Linked DNA regions of Homo sapiens: region 1 is linked to region 2. Evidence: chromatin contacts called from ENCODE Hi-C or POLR2A ChIA-PET data. All regions are on one chromosome and are shown on one strand. The core of a region is the stretch at or near the end of the contact, and the rest is flanking DNA. Distances in the headings are between cores, read along the strand shown. Region 1 holds the start of CEBPG (CCAAT enhancer binding protein gamma). Region 2 holds the start of ZNF507 (zinc finger protein 507).

Evidence for each region. A loop is a pair of places that touch in the nucleus more often than their neighbours do. ChIA-PET counts read pairs that join two places held with the same protein, here RNA polymerase II (POLR2A). Pooled maps may share reads with other maps.
Region 1: a map of CD8-positive, alpha-beta T cell shows a loop between it and region 2 (11-fold over the local background). The contact joins the promoter of CEBPG here to the promoter of ZNF507 in region 2. A Hi-C loop is called at or near these places in 3 of 168 maps with a recorded cell type or tissue (CD8-positive, alpha-beta T cell and naive thymus-derived CD4-positive, alpha-beta T cell), 4 of 37 single-sample maps with no recorded cell type and 15 of 50 pooled maps. POLR2A ChIA-PET finds 5 or more read pairs at or near these places in 1 of 52 experiments (GM12878).

What each region holds. Positions count from the first base shown.
Region 1 is chr19:33,371,576-33,375,694 of GRCh38, reverse strand. CEBPG (CCAAT enhancer binding protein gamma) reads right to left here and starts at 1,986. Exons shown (of 2, transcript NM_001806.4): 1 at 1,800-1,986. RefSeq lists a silencer at 1,390-2,199.
Region 2 is chr19:32,343,189-32,347,337 of GRCh38, reverse strand. ZNF507 (zinc finger protein 507) reads right to left here and starts at 1,728. Exons shown (of 7, transcript NM_001136156.2): 1 at 1,555-1,728; 2 at 1-93. RefSeq lists silencers at 1,555-1,744, 1,775-1,904.

The DNA.
Region 1 (4,119 bases), core at 737-3,236, 1.0 Mb before region 2:
TCTAGCGCAGGGTCCATGAGGAAGGGGACGTCCCCTTTCTGGGAGTACAGAAGTGGGTCACTGGAGCATTAGAAGAACATCAACATCATCTTTCTAACCCAATCCTTTTGAAGTGATTTACAACACACAAAACAAATAGACTATTTGTAAATGAACATCCATTAGGAGGTCATGCTCATTTTTGTCTTTTTTTTACTGATAGAGCTAGAAAGCCACAAACGCAGGAGGCCAGTGTACCTATCAATATAACAACCCATGGAACCAACCCTCCCAAGAACGCACAATACAGCTGGAATCGTGGCTACCTGTATTTACCATTACTGTGACCAAGTGAGGCAATCTTAGACCACGAGACCAAATTCAGCCCCACGAGGTCCTATTTGTCTTTACCAGGGGCTCAGCACATAGTGTTTAATTTCCCAGGGATGAAACCATCTCTCCAAGATCAGACAGCCTTGCAGACAGACATGATGTGATCTTGAGAATTTAAAGGATATTCTCAATGAAGTTTTGTTTCCATCTACTTTTTTTAAAAGCAGGTATTAAAAATAACTGAACCAGCCAAGTGTGCCCACCAAAAGCAGGAATCAAGAAGCTGAAATATGCTTCAGCTCCCTTGTACCCTGTAATTATTTAGCCTTGTTTACAGCAACTTTTTCCAGAAGCAGAATCGACCTTATGAACAGCTTATCCCAAATACTACTCAAGGGCTAACAGATGACCACATCTTAAATATCAAGAGCTTCTAGGTGTAGAATGTCTTCGTAAAGCAAGCCCTTATAGGATTTTCTTTTAAAATTTTCTCTGGGAGTCACATTTCTTTGGGAGAAGTCTGCCTTAAGTGACAACCTATTCATATAAGCAGTCAATTCTGACACAACTACCAATTTTGGTGTCACCCATCAACATTGAGACCTTTCTAAATCTTATACATTTCAGGATGCCAGATTACAGTATAAACTTCAAACAAGAGGAAAACCCAACACGTAAACCTGCGGAAGAGAAGCAACACACCAGCTGCCCTGGAAAACACTCTCCTCCCCCCGCGACACATGCATTTCCATCCTTCGCATCTGGTCACCTCCGCTGGCTGTCGGCCCTGCTCCGCTCCCTCCAACTATGCCTGCGAAGTGCTTCATTTCTTCTCTATTCGACCCGTAGGTGTTGCGTGTTCTTCTAAACTACGTTCAACAGTAAAGTGCAGGACATTCCAACAGCTCCACAAAGAAGCAAAATATTATCTCTGCAAAGTCATGCATTTAAAAACCAGTTGCTTTCCCTATTTTATTGATCAGTCTTTGAACTTCTGAACAGATTTTCGATCACCGCAAGCTGAGCCCTTCTAGAAGATCAGGATTCTAAAGCTCGACTCGGTCCACCTTCTGCTATTCTGGGAACACCCTTCATCCCCAGGGGCCAATGCGAGCCTGGCGGGTCACAGCGCCCGTTTCACCGAGAGGGGGCCGGGCTCCGCAGGGGGCATTCCCCGGCCGTTCGCGCGCTCCCGGCCCGCCGCGAGGGGCGCCCCGGGCAGCGCGGGGGTCGACGGGCGGCGCCGCAGCGCTGGGCCGCGGCCAGGAATGAGCTCAGCGTCCCCGCCGGGTGTTGCCGGCAGGTTGCATCAGACGCCGCGCGGCGCCGCCGCCCGCGCCTCCAGCCTCGCGTGGCCTTCCCGGGCCAGCGGGCCGTCTGGGGCCGGGGCTGGGTTTCCCCGAGCCGGGCCCGCACCCAGTCGAGCGGCCGGCGTCGCCGCGGCCTCCTCCTCCCCGTTCTCAGGGCGCCCGCCGCAGCCTCCTTACCTGCTCCTCTAGCCCGCCTGCCCCCAGGCGGCCTCCACTCCGAGCGGCCCCGCGCGGTGCGGCCCGAGCCGACCCAGGCCTCACAGCCCGCGAGTCAGCGAGGAGGAGCGACGGTTACGAAACCGGCAGCCTCCGCCCGTTCCGCAGCCGCGGCCACCGGCTTCCCCTGCTCGCCGGGGCCGCGCGCGCCGCCGCCGCCATCCCGGCCAATGGGAGCGCCGGCCTGCCGGAGGCACCGCCTTCTCTCGCGACGGGCAGCCCAGTCGACCAATCGTGGGCAGGCTGGCGGCGGGAGGCGGGCCCACGGTGGGGGAGTGGGTTCCGCGCGGCTGGCTCGGCGGGTGTGGCGGGAGCAGGGAGCTGCTTGCTGCGGCGTCCGCGGTCCCTAGGCAGCTCGCCCGGGCTGGCGGCGGCCTAGTGCTGTGGACGACTCAAGTTCGAGTCGGAGGCTGAAAAGCCGTCACCTTGTGGAGGCCAGACGTGCCTTTGGAAGCATTTTCTGAGGTGGTTTTGTGAACCACCGGCGACTGTTTTGGTTTCGCCGCGTCCCTTGGAAGCCCCCGCGGCGTCCCTCACAGAGTTTCTGCGAACGGAACGCCCCGCAGGCGGGCGGGCTTTGTCGCCGCAAAAAGAGTGGAGGCTGACGCGGTGGCTCCCGCCTATAATCTCAGCGCCGAGGGAGGCCGAGGCGGGAGAATGGCTTGAGCCCAGGCGTTGGAGAACCAGCCTGGACAACATAGCGAGACCCCATCTCAGTTACTAATTTTTAAAAAATCGAATGAACCCAGATGTTTCACACATAGGATTAGCATTGATGTCACATGGGTGAAATCCATGTGCTGCAGGCTGTGCTTTGTTGTTAGGGTGAGATGAAGTGAATTTCTTAAAATGATTCTCTTTGGGTGCCTTCCAGGTGCATGGGTGCGAGGTGATCTCTGAAAATAAGCAGCGATCCAGTGTGACTTAAAACTCGCCAGGAGAACCCGAAAGCGTTTTTTTTTTTTTTTTTTTTGAGACGGAGTCTCGCTCTGTCGCCCAGGCTGGAGTGCAGTGGCGCAATCTCGGCTCACTGCAAGCTCCGCCTCCCGGGTTCACGCCATTCTCCTGCCTCAGCCTCCCAAGTAGCTGGGACTACAGGCGCCCGCCACTACGCCCGGCTAATTTTTTGTATTTTTTTAGTAGAGACGGGGTTTCACCGTTTTAGCCGGGATGGTCTCGATCTTCTGACCTCGTGATCCGCCCGCCTCGGCCTCCCAAAGTGCTGGGATTACAGGCGTGAGCCACCGCGCCTGGCCCCGAAAGCGTTTTAACACCAGGAAGCAGCAGCTCGCTGGGCGGAGGGCAGAACTCGCCTGATAGGTTTAATTGCTTCCTCTTTAGCAACGCGTATCGTTCAAACAATTGAGGCTTTGAAAGAGGAAATGTTTCTTCAGCGCCCATGGAACCGGCTCGCCCCGTAAGATTGTTTCGAGGAATCAGTAAGATGATAAAGCAATAAATAAAAATTAAAAGGGGTCACAACGGTGAACAATGGGCTGGGCGCGGTGGCTCAGGTCTGTAATCCCAGCACTCTGCGAGGCCGAGGCAGGCTGATCACTTCAGGTCGGGAATTAGAGACCAGCCTGGGCAACATGGAAAAACCCCATCTCTACCAAAAATACAGAAGATTAGCCGGGTGTGGTGGCGCTGTGCCTGTGGTCCCAGCTACTCTGGAGTCTGAGATGGGAGGATGGCTTGAGCCTGAGAGGCGGAGGTTGCAGTGAGCTGAGATTGAGCCACTGCACTCCAGCCTGAGCCACAGAATGAGATCCCTGTCTCCAAAAAAAAAAAAACAGGTAATAATGCTCACAGATGCACACTTAGGAGAATAAGTGTCATTGAAACAAGTGTGTTTCTTCACGTTGGCTCTCAGTATTCTCAGCTTAAATTTCTTTTCTTCTTTTTTTTTGAGACGATCTTGCTGTGTTGCCCCAGCTGGAGTGCAATGGCACTGCCACAGCTTGATCACAGCTCACTGCAGCCTCGACTTCCTGGGCTCAAGCCATCCTCCCACCTCAGCCTCCCAAGTAGGTGGGATTACAGGCATGCACCACCACACCTAGCTAATTTTTTAAAAATGTTTTGTAGAGACAAGGTCTCACCATATTGTCCACTCTGGTCTCAAACTCCTGGGCTCAAGTGATCTTTCTGTCTCGGCCTCCCAGATTGCTGGGATTAAGGGTGTGAGTAACCAAGTCCTGCCTGAACTTGCTTTGATCAAGATTTTAGTACTATTAAAATAGGATTGTGATTTATTGCTCACAAAATCATAATTTTACCC
Region 2 (4,149 bases), core at 479-2,978:
CAAGGTTACATGGCTGTTAAGTGGCAGAGCCAGTGTCTTTCAAATCAATTCCTGAAATTAATACAGTCCCTTGGATCAATCTTCAAAATCCAGCTGTGGCCAAGAACGAAAGTATATAGTATCAAAACATTTCTCTTTCTTGGTGAAACAAAGTAATGATTTTTTTTTTGGCAGTGAAAAATTTCTCAATATTCCATGTAAAAAGAAATTCAGAGGAATGTTCATGCAACCCTATTACGTAATGCAAATTTAAATAATTTATCTAACAAGCCGACTTGAGGATTTTGCAGAAGTTAGGAAAAAATAGCTCTGGAAACTTCTCCCAATAATTGTGTATTTTGTTTTACCTCAGAATTTAGGTACTGGACTCAACACTATTGGTTTTACTGACAACATTTTCTAATGAGAATGGAACAATAAATTGCACATTGCTATTTTAATCTAAACTAAAAATACAATCTAACGAGTGATTCTGCAACCAAGCACAATAGGCAGAAAAACAGCATAAAAAGATATGACACAGTGGTGTGACCTATATATCTTCTAACGCAGTTTCCTACTCTGGTCCTACATTTCTTTGCCACTGTTTCTTATACTGGCTGGAATAAATCTAAAAGATAAAAAAATGCTTATTCGTTTCACCTAGAATGCAACTACCTTATCGATTACGGTTAAGTAAAATAGCTCACTGCCAGGGCAGAAAAAACATCTTTAGGGCTCCCCTGAAGTTAATTTTCAACGAGTTAGTGAGGTAAAGGAATGAAGGGCCAGGCTTTCTTTTAATCAATAATGCAACCCATACTCTGAGTGAGAGGGGAGTACTGGAGAAAGTGCAAACTCAAAGAGGTGATAAATCCAGTAATTGCCTGAGAAGAGCGATGCAGACTGATAGCAAATTACAGCCCACTGCAGAAACTTAAAAATACCGCCTTGGGGTTGGGAAAGTGGCCGCCACCTTATTAATCATCCCGGCCTTCTACACAAACCATTCATTCCGATGCCCCCAGGTCTTAAGAGGTGGGAACTTTCCCTGATGGTCTCCGTGATCTCTGGAGACATCATTCTATCTCCAGAGGATGGTAATAAATGCAGAAGACCAGGGCTGCGTTTCTGTAGTAGCTTTTTCTACACCACGCACTGGCTAAAGGACTGAGGTGATGGGTCGGGAATGAGGGAGCTTAGAAAATTAATCAAAAGATGCTGTGAGAACATCGTGGCTGGGTCCATCCCGGCTGGCCTAAGCGATCTCACATTTGCAGAAAGAAGCAACGCCTGGAGAAGGAAGCAACGCCTGCGGGCGGGCCGGGCTGGTGACAGTATGCAGGGAGCAGCAAGTTCCCCCCACCCCCAGCTGCAGGGCAAGCCCAGAGTCTCCGCAGGCCTTGCTGCACAGAAGACAGAACCGGGACACGGAACTTGGGGCTTGTGGCTAGCACCGGGCGGGGGTCGGCCGGCTGAGGAGGAAGCGAGCGCCGGCAGAGGCCTGAGGGGAGGATGCACATGGCCGGCGGCGGCGCTAACAGCGGGCGGAGGGGCGGCCCCGGGGCGCGGTACCTGCGGTCAGGCGGCGGCTGCTGCTTCCGCGAGCCTCGTTTGGCCAGCCAGGACCCGGCCGTGCCCTCGCCCTCGTCCTTGCCCACCTCTCTCCCGGCTCTTTTCCCTCTTTTCCCCCGGTTTCCCCCTCCTCATCCGGAGCTCCAAAATGGCGGCGCTGGGGACGGATCACGTGAGCCGCGGGTGGGTCAGGTGACCCGAATGGCGGGCAGCGGGGGCGGGGCGAGGCTCAGGCCCCGCCTACCGGCGTCCCGGGCCGCCGAGGCTGGACCCGCGAGAGGGAGGCTCCCCAGCCGGTTTAGCCCCTTGCAAACCCTGGCTCCCGGGCGGGGTTCGGGCCCAGTTGTCTGGCTCTCATGGCCCCTTCCAGACGTCTAGATTTAGAAGTCACCGTGTATTCACTTTGGCATCTCCCCACGTCGCCTAAATCCGCTGTGGGCTAGCCTTATCACCCCACTCACCCCGCAATTGGCTTTCAACAATGGGCATTGGGGTTTTTTTTTTTTTTTTCTTTAGCCTTGTGCTTCTGGATTTGTATTAGTTCCTTTGGTAGGACTGTACATTTCAAGGTGTTCTTGGCTAAAATATAGAGGTCCTAGCCAGATTCGCAGCTTGGCGTTAAGGGGTGCCTGTTAAGGGCCAGAGCTGGCCCTGGGGAATCTCTTTGCTTGAGAGATTCAGGATTTTCAGGGTTTGTAGGACCAGACCCAGTAACACAAGCTCAGCCCTCCGAGGGCACGATGGTGTTTGTCATTCGGATCTGTTCTATGAAAGATACTAGGGTGGTTCTCCTGCTAACAGTGAAAAACGGACTAAGTGAAGCATTCCAGCCAATTTCACCAAAAATGCTGGATAGTTTTGCCGTATTAGGAACTACGCAGCATGGTGCTTGGGTCTGGACTCCGGGTGAGCGGTGGGCATGAGCAAGGGTGTAAAACTGAAGATTCTGGCCATTGTAGTGGAATGGACTCATTTGGTGAGATACCTCTTGGGGATCTGTTCCAGATCTTTTTAGAGGCCTTTACAGCTGGCTGGGCTGTCCACGGTCCTGGGAGGAAGATCCAACAAAATTTAGAATCAGACAGGCTGATAATTCCTGTTACTGTATTTCAGAATTCAAATTCATCTGAATTTGGGGGTTAGGAAACCAGCAAAGTTAGAATTTTTATTTTTATTTTTATTTTATTTTTTTGAGTCAGAGTCTCACTCTCTCCCCAGGCTGGAGTGCAGGGGCGCAATCTCGGCTCACTGCAACCTCCACCTCCCAGGTTCAAGTGATTCTCCTGCCTCAGCCTCCCGAGTAGCTGGCACTACAGGGCGTGCCACCATGCCCAGCTAATTTTTTTGTATTTTTAGTAGAGACGGGGTTTCACCATGTTGGCCAGGATGGTCTCGATCTCTTGACATCATGATCCGCCCGCCTCAGCCTCCCAAAGTGCTGGGGTTACCGGCGTGAGCCACCGCGCCCGGCTGCAAAGTTAGAATTCTGCTATTCCACAGAATCCTTTGCCAATTAGACCAAATAGCTGTGAAAAAATAAAATGTTGAGTAATTTTTTTTTCGATAAAAGGTAAGAGATTGAGCAGGAGACTAGCATGGAAGGGTGGAAAGAAAAAACAGTGAAGAAAACCCAGAAATACGAAGTGTTGAAAGGGAGAACAAACAAGTAATATGAGAAATTCCTTGCCTTGGGCTATTGGCACAAACAATCCTAACTTATCATTATCTGAAGAGAGGCTTTTCGTTAGTCATGTCTTAAGTGTAATGTCCATGAATCTGAAAGTAGACAGACGAAATGACAGAATTATTTGATCAAGGGAGAGTGCAGAAACACAATAGAGAAAATATAATCTAGGGATAATAAAGAACTTTTAAAACAAGCGAACGAAAGTGTATCTTCGTTTGAAGTTCCTGTGGTGGTCATTACTGGTATTCACCAGCTAGTTCCCATTGTCCCTCTTCTGGCATAAGGTTAGTTTCCATTGACCCTGTGGCTCGGGGGTGTGGCCAGTACTGGTGTTGGCTAATGGATCGTGTGTGGGAGTGAGGGCATTCCCTTCATACTGGAGCATTTAATTGCCAGTGCAGTTCCCTCCAGAGTATGTTTCCCTTTGGCTTGATGACTGGCAGTGTTTCAGGTGGCGGCCATCCCGTCAGCCAGCATCTTAGAGGGACAATGATGAGCTGAGTCCCCAGCTGACCCATGGTGGTGGATATGTAGGGTGAGCAAGTCTCTGATGATTTTGGAGCTGATTTTTTGTTGTTGTTTTTTTGAGACAGAGTCTCACCCTGTCGCCACGGGTGGAGTACAATGGTGCGATTCCGGCACACTGCAACCTCCACCTGCTGGGTTCAAGCCATTCTCCTGCCTCAGCCTCCAGAGTAGCTGGGATTACAGGCACATATCACCACGCCCGGCTTGTTTTTGTATTTTTAGTAGATGGGGTTTCACCATGTCAGCCAGGCTGATCTCGAACTCCCGACCTCAGATGATCCACCCACCTTGGCCTCCCAAATTGCTGGGATTACGGGCATGAACCACCGCACCTGGCCTTTTTTTTCCTTCAATTTTAGATTAGGGAGGTCCATGTGCAG